Linked DNA regions of Mus musculus: region 2 is linked to region 1. A link is a contact called in ENCODE Hi-C or POLR2A ChIA-PET data. All regions are on one chromosome and are shown on one strand. The core of a region is the stretch at or near the end of the contact, and the rest is flanking DNA. Distances in the headings are between cores, read along the strand shown.

The links. Hi-C counts contacts between places; a loop is a spot of excess contacts on that map. ChIA-PET counts read pairs that join two places held with the same protein, here RNA polymerase II (POLR2A).
Region 2: a loop to region 1 is called in a map of heart, with 3 times the contacts of the local background. The contact joins the enhancer-like site here to the promoter of Pten in region 1. A Hi-C loop is called at or near these places in 4 of 37 maps with a recorded cell type or tissue (Patski, gastrocnemius and heart). POLR2A ChIA-PET finds 5 or more read pairs at or near these places in 1 of 5 experiments (Patski).

The regions. Positions count from the first base shown.
Region 1 is chr19:32,755,581-32,760,479 of GRCm38, reverse strand. Pten (phosphatase and tensin homolog) reads right to left here and starts at 2,903. Exons shown (of 9, transcript NM_008960.2): 1 at 1,957-2,903. The coding sequence starts at 2,035. It also overlaps the pseudogene Gm36566.
Region 2 is chr19:33,063,200-33,068,098 of GRCm38, reverse strand. The region is part of intron 2 of Gm41835 (a long non-coding RNA gene); the gene reads left to right. Among named protein-coding and RNA genes, the nearest start is that of Gm41835, 9.4 kb to the left of the region's middle. Within about 2 kb of position 2,580, at least 1 of the 3 ENCODE cell types and tissues checked has a DNase peak (open chromatin) inside an H3K27ac peak, as active enhancers do; it is gastrocnemius, where a contact is called at or near this core.

The sequences.
Region 1 (4,899 bases), core at 1,654-4,153:
TGACTAATTCCTTCTAGATCGAGATTATTAACATTAATTCACACCAACAGTAAACTGCCTTGAAGCAAGTGACAACTCAGAATGCTCACCAATTATCTTTTGGTCAAGTTCATCCTGAGTAAAGCTTCTCAATTAACGCAAACTCGGAAATTAAAGATTCCTTTCAAACTGTATTTTTAGCTCGAAAGAAAATTAGCCTGTGTGAAGCCAGCTCTTCAGTGAGAGTTTCATCTTCATGTCAGAACAAAAAACTCAATCAAAATTAGCTATGCATTTTATATGCCACTAATGTAATCCATCAAACCTCTTCCAAATGAAAATATTTCTTCAAAAAAAATAATAAATTAATTAATAAACAAAGTTCTCCATAGTGATCTATTAGCAGGACATGTATAGACAAGTTGCTGCTGCCCTTCCACCTTAAGAAAATGTCTACTAATATTAACTAAAAAATAATTTTTACAAAGAATACCTTACCACCAATTATAAAATTACATAATTTTAACTAAATACTGTTCAATGCTACAAGTCACATAACAAAATTTTGGGTTGTACCAAAAGGCCCAATCATTTAAAGGCTCAGTCACTTCAGACCTGCAACTTGTGTTTTCGCACACCTTGCACACTGGCCTCCCCAAAGCTCTCAATTTCTGTCAACACTTCCCACTCTGCAAAAGAGGAGGGCTCTCTTTCCTACCCCTGATCATAACCAGCACCATACCTGAAACTGCAAAGATAAATGCTTTAAACCACGAACTTTTGAAGTACAAAGGCCTAACTTTTAGACAATCAGAACTATACAACGTTAAAATTCTTGGGTTTCTGTCTTATTCAACAAGCTGACTCAGTAAATTACTGCATGCAGAGAGCTAGCATACCTACAATCTGGAGCCAGTGATCCATTCCTGCCAGTTTGTCTGGATATTAGCGGGCTAAATTATACTTGACGTTCTGCACAAATCAGGCTAAAACCCACTGATAAGCCAACGAGTCAGAGCACCTGAAACAAAAAATATGAGCAGCGAATTCACGCTACTACTTAAATTTCATGTGAGAACTGAGTTTAACCTCTGCAGTCATTTGCCACACACAGCAAGCATCCCTGGACTCACAGACATCATCATCTGGGATCAAAAACTATTCGATCTCCATTCTATCAAGTGTGGCGAGGTCAAATGAATGGAACATACCACTGAAATGCAAATTTCATATCCTATCCCACATCTCATCAGGAAAGAAAGTCTAATTTAACAAAGTTCTATTAAAAGCTCCAATGATATATATTCTGGCACTATTGATTTTAAACTACAAAACTTCCAAATGCAGGCTCCAAATTTGTAATTACGTCGGTTTAAACACACAAAACTACTTCTACCCTCAAATGTGCACCGTCCATGCTGACGATGACTATGCTTATAAAGTTATGCAAATCAGTCCACAAGTCACATTTCAGAAAAATCTTCCAATGCAACCCAGGAAACTAAAAACAATCACTGCAAGATTCTGAGGCAACATGCCTACGTGCAGCACGGACTTTCATTTTAATCTCATCTACACCCTAGATCTAGGGCCCAAGTCACGATCTAATCGAAATATGCACAACCCAAAGCGTCTATTTTTTTTTTTTTTTTTAGTTCATTTAGAAGGCTGGATTGACGAGCTCGCTAATCCAGTGTACAGTACTCTGTATTACCGGACAATAGATTTTAAGAAGAGACCACAGAGCTCGACAAGAAAACAATCCGTGCCTTGACACTTGCAAGGAGGCATGAGTTCCGTCTAGCCGAACACTCCCTAGGTTGAATACACTGGAAGAGACACAATATGCACGATCTAGAAATGCGCCCAGAATTAAACGTTATAGTCACCCCAACTACAGAAATTTTTCGCATCCGTCTACTCCCACGTTATCAGAGTGACAGAAAAGCAAAGAGGAACAGCCGCAGAAATGGATACAGGTCAAGTCTAAGTCGAATCCATCCTCTTGATATCTCCTTTTGTTTCTGCTAACGATCTCTTTGATGATGGCTGTCATGTCTGGGAGCCTGTGGCTGAAGAAAAAGGAGGAGAGAGATGGCAGAAGCTGCTGGTGGCGAGGCTTCTTCTGCAGGATGGAAATGGCTCTGGACTTGGCGGTCGCTGATGCCCCTCGCTCTGCTGCCGCTTGGCCCTGGACCGCAGCCGGGTAATGGCTGCTGCGGCGGCTGCTGGATGGTTGCAGAGACTGGGCCTGCTTCTCCTCAGCAGCCAGAGGCCTGGCAGCCGAGGCAGCGGAATGGGGAGAAGACGGATAATCCTCGCAGCGGCTGCCTCCTCCGGCGGCCTCCGGAGCCCGGGCCAGGGGGGGTGCGGCGGCGGCGGACGGGAGGCTTAACACCGGCCCGGGTCCCTGGACGTGCCGCCGCCGCCGCCGCCGTGTTGGAGGCAGGAGAAGGGGAGAGAGCAACTCTCCGGCGTTCCCAGCCCTGGCAATGGTGACAGGCGACTCCGACCCCCTCCCCGGAGCCGCGGCCGCCGCCGCCGCTTCTCCCCCCCGCTCCAGGAGCGGGAGGTGCAGCCGCCGAGCCTGCGCCGGCTCCCGCTCGAGCCCACGGCTTCTTCCACCGTCTCTCTCCGAAGCTGCTCAGAAGCTGCCCGGTTAGAACAGACGACGAGGAGGCGAGGCCCGCCGCCGCTGCCGCCGCCGCCGCCCGGCCGGCTCCCCGAGGGCGCTGCCCCCGCGGCTGCTCACAGGCGCTGAGAGGGGCTCTGGGCCGTGGCCGCCGCCGTCTCTCATCTCCCTCGCCTGCGCCGGGCCTGGCCTCACAGCGGCTCAACTCTCAAACTTCCATCATGGCTGCAGCTTCCGAGAGGAGAGAGCTGAGCGCAGCCGCGTCCCGACGCCCAAGCGCGTATCCTGCCGCAGTGCACAAAGAGTCCCGCCACATCACCGTGCGCCGGCCAGCCCGCCCCCTCCGCCGCCCCGCCGGGAGAGCAGGGCGCCTCGGAAAGCCGGAGGGGAGGCGGGAGGCGGGCGGGAGGCGGGCGCTGAGCCGGGGACGGGGCGGGGCGGGGCGGGGCGTCGGAAGGGACAGGGGCGGGGAACGCCGCGGAGCATGCCCAGTGTGTCCGCGGCTCGCTCCCGGAGCTACGCCGGCTTTGGCCTCAGCGCAGAGAGACCCGGCAAAGGTACAACAGGCTGGGGCCGAGTGAGGGTGCGCTGAGCACAATCGCTGACCGCTCACAGGTGGATCGCACTAGCTGACCGCCTTGGTCGGTGCTCCGGGAGCCTCAGGGGCAGGATTATCCTTCCTGCGTCTGTCCCTGCGTTTCTTCGGAACGGCTTTCATTCCCTGCCCTGCGCTGTGGTCAGATTGCAGTGCTTCGCTAGGATTTGTCGGCGACAGTCTTTACCTAGATAACACACCTCTCCCCCTCACGGTGTCCTCAAGGTGTCAGTCTTTGCACAAAGAACAACCCCTATTGTGTCTCCCGCGTGGGTCACCTCATCGGGCTCCGGTTCCCTGCCCCGCCTCTTGCTTCCCAGGCAGCTGGGTTCATTTGCCCGAAAGATGAACGCTCCCAGCCAAGCATGATGATTGTGCATACGGGGCGTGTACATTCACATCTCCCCTGAGTTTCCAGGGCCCAAAGGACACCCCTGGTTGGACAAAGTGGGTCTCCGTGAATAGAGTGCACCTCACACACACCCCTCCACCGCCCGGTGATGAGACCCGCAGCTCCCCGCAGCGGTGGGTCTACCGGATCACAGCCAAGCTCAGTCTTCAAAGAGCTAAGCCCCCACCCCCAATCCCCACTTCGTGGCCGCTATGAAAACCCGGCAGAATTGGATCGCGATGGCCAGGTTCTGACCCTGTCGGACCTTGCATGTTCGAGGACCCGGTTACTGAGCCCGGGTGTGGAGTATGGGACGTTCGGAAGCTGCAGCCAGCGAGTGGGCGGGGCGAGCAGGCCTGGGAGGGCTCAAAGGCGAGGTGGAAGGATACATGAGCCGCGGTCGGAACTACTTTCAGGAGGAGGTCACGTGTGGTCCTAGTTGGGGAACTTTCCAAATTCCCATTCCCCTATCTGTGTGCTCCTGGGGCAGGAGCTTGGTCCCCTCTGCTCTATTAGGTGATCGCCCCCGCCTCCTTCTCCCGTGTGGTCTGCTGGACCCCTCTCTTGCCGGATCGGAGCAGAGAATAGCATCCACGAGCCGTCCGCAGGAGCGCTGTCGGGGCCGAGCGCCTGGGGAGCTGGTTACACAAGCAGCCACATCCAAGCACGTGCCCCCGCCACCCCTCTCTGCTGGCCGCCGCCGGTTTGTGCACGCTGACGCGGAGAGTCCCCAAGCTGTTCCTCCCTTTCGCTTGTAACCCATAGAGCTAGCCAGAAGGCCGGGACACGAGACTCCTGTTCTGGATCTGCCCACACCGCGCGTTCCCAACCGTGGGAGAAGAGGCCGGGCCCTAGGGGGAGGCGCGGGGCGGGGGTGGGGGGGATTGACGCATCTCCTTCGCTTAATGAGGTGAACCCTTTCTAGATCTGTACTCGCGGGGCAAAAGGGTATCTCCTGTTGCTGCTGGCTGGTTAGGCTTACCGATGTTGCAACAAACTTCCAGTCACTGCCCCTGAACTGGTGAGCGCGCCCCACCTACCGTAGACTCAGCCAAGTGACTTATCTGAGCACCTAGTCAATGGCTGTCAGCCCAGAACAAACCTGTCAAGTAAAAGCTTACTGCCGGGATTGGCTGACCTGTCGCGGTTGAGAGAGCTGGTTCAGAAATGCTGATAACTAGCGTACAGCCCCTCCTCCCCCACCAACCAGCCACAAAGCAAGCGATCACCTTGAGCTTGGAGGGAAAAAAAAAATGACATCAACTCCAATGTAGGTAGAGTTTTCTTCCTTATTGTTCTTTT
Region 2 (4,899 bases), core at 1,331-3,830, 310 kb before region 1:
GGGCCCCTGCTCTGAACCAAACGTTTCTTGGTTTTTCTATATATCTGACAACGGCCTTGGAGAAGATTGTTTCTGATCACTGGGAACCTAAGATTTTGTTTTGAGATGGAGGGAGATTTCTATCTAGTTTTTTAGTTTAAAGTCATGAAACAAACAAAATATTTTAATGTTTTTACCCAACTATTGGAAAAAGTGATATCTGTAGAATGTGTCAACCTACGTCCTTCTAGAGGGCCTGAATTCCACCGGCGTCACCTGTATAGCTTCTGTCTGTTCTTGCCTGTCCTGTATTGTTTCAGGCTGTTTGTTGCTTTCTCCTCATTTTCCAGGCTCTAGTACCAGGGTATGATACCCATCAATGTCACATCTTGAAAATGACGGCCAGCAGAGTATAACCCAGTGCTGGCCTTGAAAGGGTTCTGTACGTCTTACTCAATAACAACCCCCAGTGCTGTTTGAAAAGCATGCTAGGGCTGGTGAGATGGCTCAGCGGGTAAGAGCACCCGACTGCTCTTCCGAAGGTCAGGAGTTCAAATCCCAGCAACCACATGGTGGCTCACAACCATCCGTAACGAGATCTGACTCCCTCTTCTGGAGTGTCTGAAGACAGCTACAGTGTACTTACATATAATAAATAAATAAAAAAAAAAAAAAAGAAAAGCATGCTAACTCTCATCGTAAGTACTGTAGCGTCTGGATTACACTGTTATGTACCCTGCAGCCTTCCTGGGAATCCCCATCTATGTCAGCAAAGTAGCTCTAGTACCTTCGCCTTCTCTGCTGATTCCAGTCAATGGATGACCAGAAGCAGAGTTTCCTGGAGATAGACATACTTCGTCATAGACTCATTGAGTTCCTGAGAAAGCATTTGATGGGTTACATAGTGGGTAAAGGAAAAAGAAAAACAAAGGTAACAGTGAAAGATAAAACCGAACAGAGGGGCTAGAGAGAAGGCTCAGATGGTAAGAGCACCAGCGGTTCACTTCTGAGCACCCACAGTCATCTGGAACTCCAGTCCCAGGGGATCCAATGCCTCACAGGTACTAGGCGTGTATGTGGTTCAAGACATACATGCAGGCAAAACACAAAAGCACATAAAATATTTTTTTAAAGTGAGCAGAACAAATTCCATACAGCTAAACAGAAAAAAAAAAAAACCAATGCCAATGAGTATGAAAATATCACCCCTATCTCTGCGATGTTTGTTCGTTTAGACCCGGACACCTGTATTATAAATGACGTTACAAGTCAGATCTCCCTTCAACCCAAACCTGGGCCTTATATAGGGTGAATGAAAGAGAAAGGGGAATTATGATTGCCCAACTGATTATGTAGCAAAGGACCGAGATGGGTGCATCTTCCCAGTTGTATGCATGGTTGTTTACACTCACTTCCAGATGCCAAGCTACAACGATCACTCTCAGAAACAGGTAATGTGAAGAAATTCCGCCCAGTGACGGTTATGTTCATGTTCTTACTGAATACCTTGGGAAGCAAACTCAGTTCTGGCAAGACCTGAAACTGAGAGAATGTAGTACACTATTGCCTGTGATGTACGAGGCCAAACTACCACCATCAGGAAATGGGGCCAAGAAACAAACACAGAGTCCTGCAATCCCTTTGAACTCTGAATGCGGCAGCTCTCCCTCTACTCAATTTATGAAAGCCAATGAATCTCGCTTTTCTTGAAGAAAGTTCTGCTTAAGATTTTGCTTCTTGCACATTAAAGTGACCTACGAATATAAAAATCCAGTATCAAAAATAAAATAAATACTAAACCCTAAAGTAGGCACAGTCAATCCCAGAAGAAAAGGAAAAAAAAAAAAAAAAAAAAGTCTAGGATCATAGAGTACGGCCAAGCACAGCATCCAGATGAGCCTAAAACTCTCTACAAAAAAGACCCACTGGATAGTGATGCAACCTCAGATAAAAATAATTAAACAAACAAACAAGACATCCGGTTTCTGCTGGGAACCAGATGTATTCAATTGGGGACTTTCAAGAGAAACTCTCGGAAAAGGCGTCTGAACTCAAGATGGCCGCTCTGGCAGAAGTGTGGAGGCGGCTGTTTTACATCTGCCTTGATCAGGAAAGGCAACGGGATAGTTCGCTAAATGTTCAACAAGGATGCTTGCAACAACCGTATTATTTAAAGCTTCTGTGACTTCTTATTTGAGAGATTTTTTTTCCCAAAACTTGGAAAGAAGCCCTCCAGGCCAGAAATAAAGGGGTGTGATTCTTCCAGCATACAAGCAGACTGAACTCGGACAAACAGGGGATTGTAGCTCTATAAAGCAGGGACTGTATAAAGCAGATGCATTAGGAATTTGGAACCAGTTCACGACAGTACATTGTTTGATCAATTCCTGGTAGAAATTCTGCCCTCCAAATTATTTTTAATCTTATATGGCGATGCATTTGCCAAAAAAGGACTTCAATGCAATGTTAGCATAAAAATCATTTACAGCAAGCACAGTTTAGAAGAATCCTGGAACTCAAAAGCATCCCTGCCAGCCAAGGCTAGTCCACCACCCATTCCAGCAGGGCGGGGTCCAGGGTGAGGGCGGGCTGAGAGCTAGGGAGATGACGGACCGGCAAAGTCAAAATGTTTCTTTACATTAAGAGCCCTCCGTTGTGTCCCTTGTTCTTCTGAGTCGTGCCTTTGCAGGATCTGGTGCTGTTTAGTTCTGCTTCTACTGCGTAAACAGCAGGAACTGTTTAAAAAAACAGAACAGGATTAACTTGATCCAGCTGACACTCAAATACCCAAATTCGGGTCTTTTGTGCAAGGCATGTGCCAACTATCAAAGGCTGGCATTCCACCTAGAGAGCCAAAAGAACTGTTCTGTAACTCTGTTACTTCTCGTGCCTTAAGATGGCTCGTTTGAGTACCATGTGTTTATATCAGGAAAAAAAAAACAACAACAAAAACCTTCTGATATCTTAATTATCATAGTGAAAAGCATGACGTCCACAATGATATGTATGAGAAAGCCAGGGGGAAAAAGGGAAAGAAAGAAAAAGAAATCAAGACTCTAGCTTGTAAGACAGAAGGCTTTGAATAAATATATTGAGTAAATGAATAAATATATTTATAAGCAAATGAATAGAATGAGTTCTTAGATTGGTTAAATAGTTTTACAATGTAGATCTGAAAAACAAACAAACAAACAAACAAAAACAACTGGAGAATTTTCAGAACTAAGACAAGATCCCAGTTAGCCATGAATAGGACAAATTCTAAAGGCTTTTAGAATTTTAGAATTTGTTTCACAGATAAGATGGGAAGTGCTCAGTTGTCCATTTAACTCATCAGACAAGTATGCATGAAAACAAAGACTAAATTCGTTCTCTGGGCAAAACAGAAGGCACAGAGCAATCATATTGTAAGAGCTTAGACAGGTTCTTCCGGTTGAAGGTCAAAGGCTTCTTGTAGAACTGACATCAACCTAATAAGAATTTTACCCATAAATACGGGCTTAACTTGCCTAGCAGAGGAATAGGCATTGCAAATAAAATGAATTATGTGGCAGATTGGAGACCAGACTACATCTAAGTCCTTCTAGTCTGTCTGCATCTCTTGCCTCTTCTGCCATGTTATGGGTCAGTGCCATCATCTCTTGTAAAATTGGAGCTTGTCACTGGATTTCTAGCTTCCTTCACTCTTTTGTCCACTGCCCACAAGACAAGAAGAGCAATGCTTTTTAAAACACGAATCTTATTAGTCCCTCCCCCATTTGAAACCTGATTGTGGTATTTCACTGACAGCCCTAACTCACAGTGGCATCAGTCTCTTGTTTCTTTTCCCTGATTCTAACCTTCCCTGTCCCATCCCAACTGCACAATACCCTCCGAGTGCTTTACCTATCTTTAATTCTAAATGTGCATGCTATCTCTCCCCAGACCTTCCATCCTCTGCACATCTCACTCATCAAGTGATAGAATAGAAAACGTCTTATTCCTAGGTCAGATTCCAGCCTACATGCTCCTTCCTCTGCAGAGTGGCCCTGCTGTCTCTCTCACAGAGCATGTTGCAACATGTAAGCAAGTTTGGTATTCCAGCTCACCACCAGTCACCAATCAGCCAACTGTGAGGAGAGAGACTAGGCCTGTCTGGATCACAGTCGGTCCTCTGAACAAAGTATAATGCCAGACACCGGATAGATATTGCATAAATGTTATTGGATGGATGGATGGATGGATGGATGGATGGATGGATGGATGGATGGATGGATAAGATGGATAGGTGGGTGGCTGGTATAGACAAATGGATGGGCAAATAAAATGGGAAGAAGTAGAATTGTGAAGGAGTTGGAATGAGAAGCCAAAGTTTTGTAATTTTACCTTGATTCAACGATTAAACAGTTCTGAGTACAAAGTGTCATACAGTGGAATAAGGAACATATTAAAAATGAATAGGTGATTTATATGAAAGAGAATCCACAGAAAGAGCAAAATCAACAAGTTAAGTTCACAGAGTGTTTCTGTTTGGATAGGGGTTTTGTTTGTTTGTTTTGTTGTTGTTTGTTTGTTTGTTTGTTTGTTAAGGAAACACAAGGAGCATTATGGAGATGGTTGAGTTCTTGCTGTTCTTGCAGGGGACCCAGATTTGGTTTGCATCATCCACCCATATGGCAGCTCATAAGCATCCATAAATCTAGCTCCAGGGAGTCCAGGGCCCTTTTCTGGTTTCCACGGGCACCAGACATGTATCTGATGCATACACATAGACACACACAAAACCCTCATACACATAAAATTATAAAATTAAAAACTGTTCTTAAATAGAAGTCATAAAGTCTACACTACACAGTTTAGAGATATTTGTTAGTATTTATATTAAGAGTTATGGCAATACTTGAGGATTAGAAAAGGGGTAATTCAAAACTGGTCATCAGA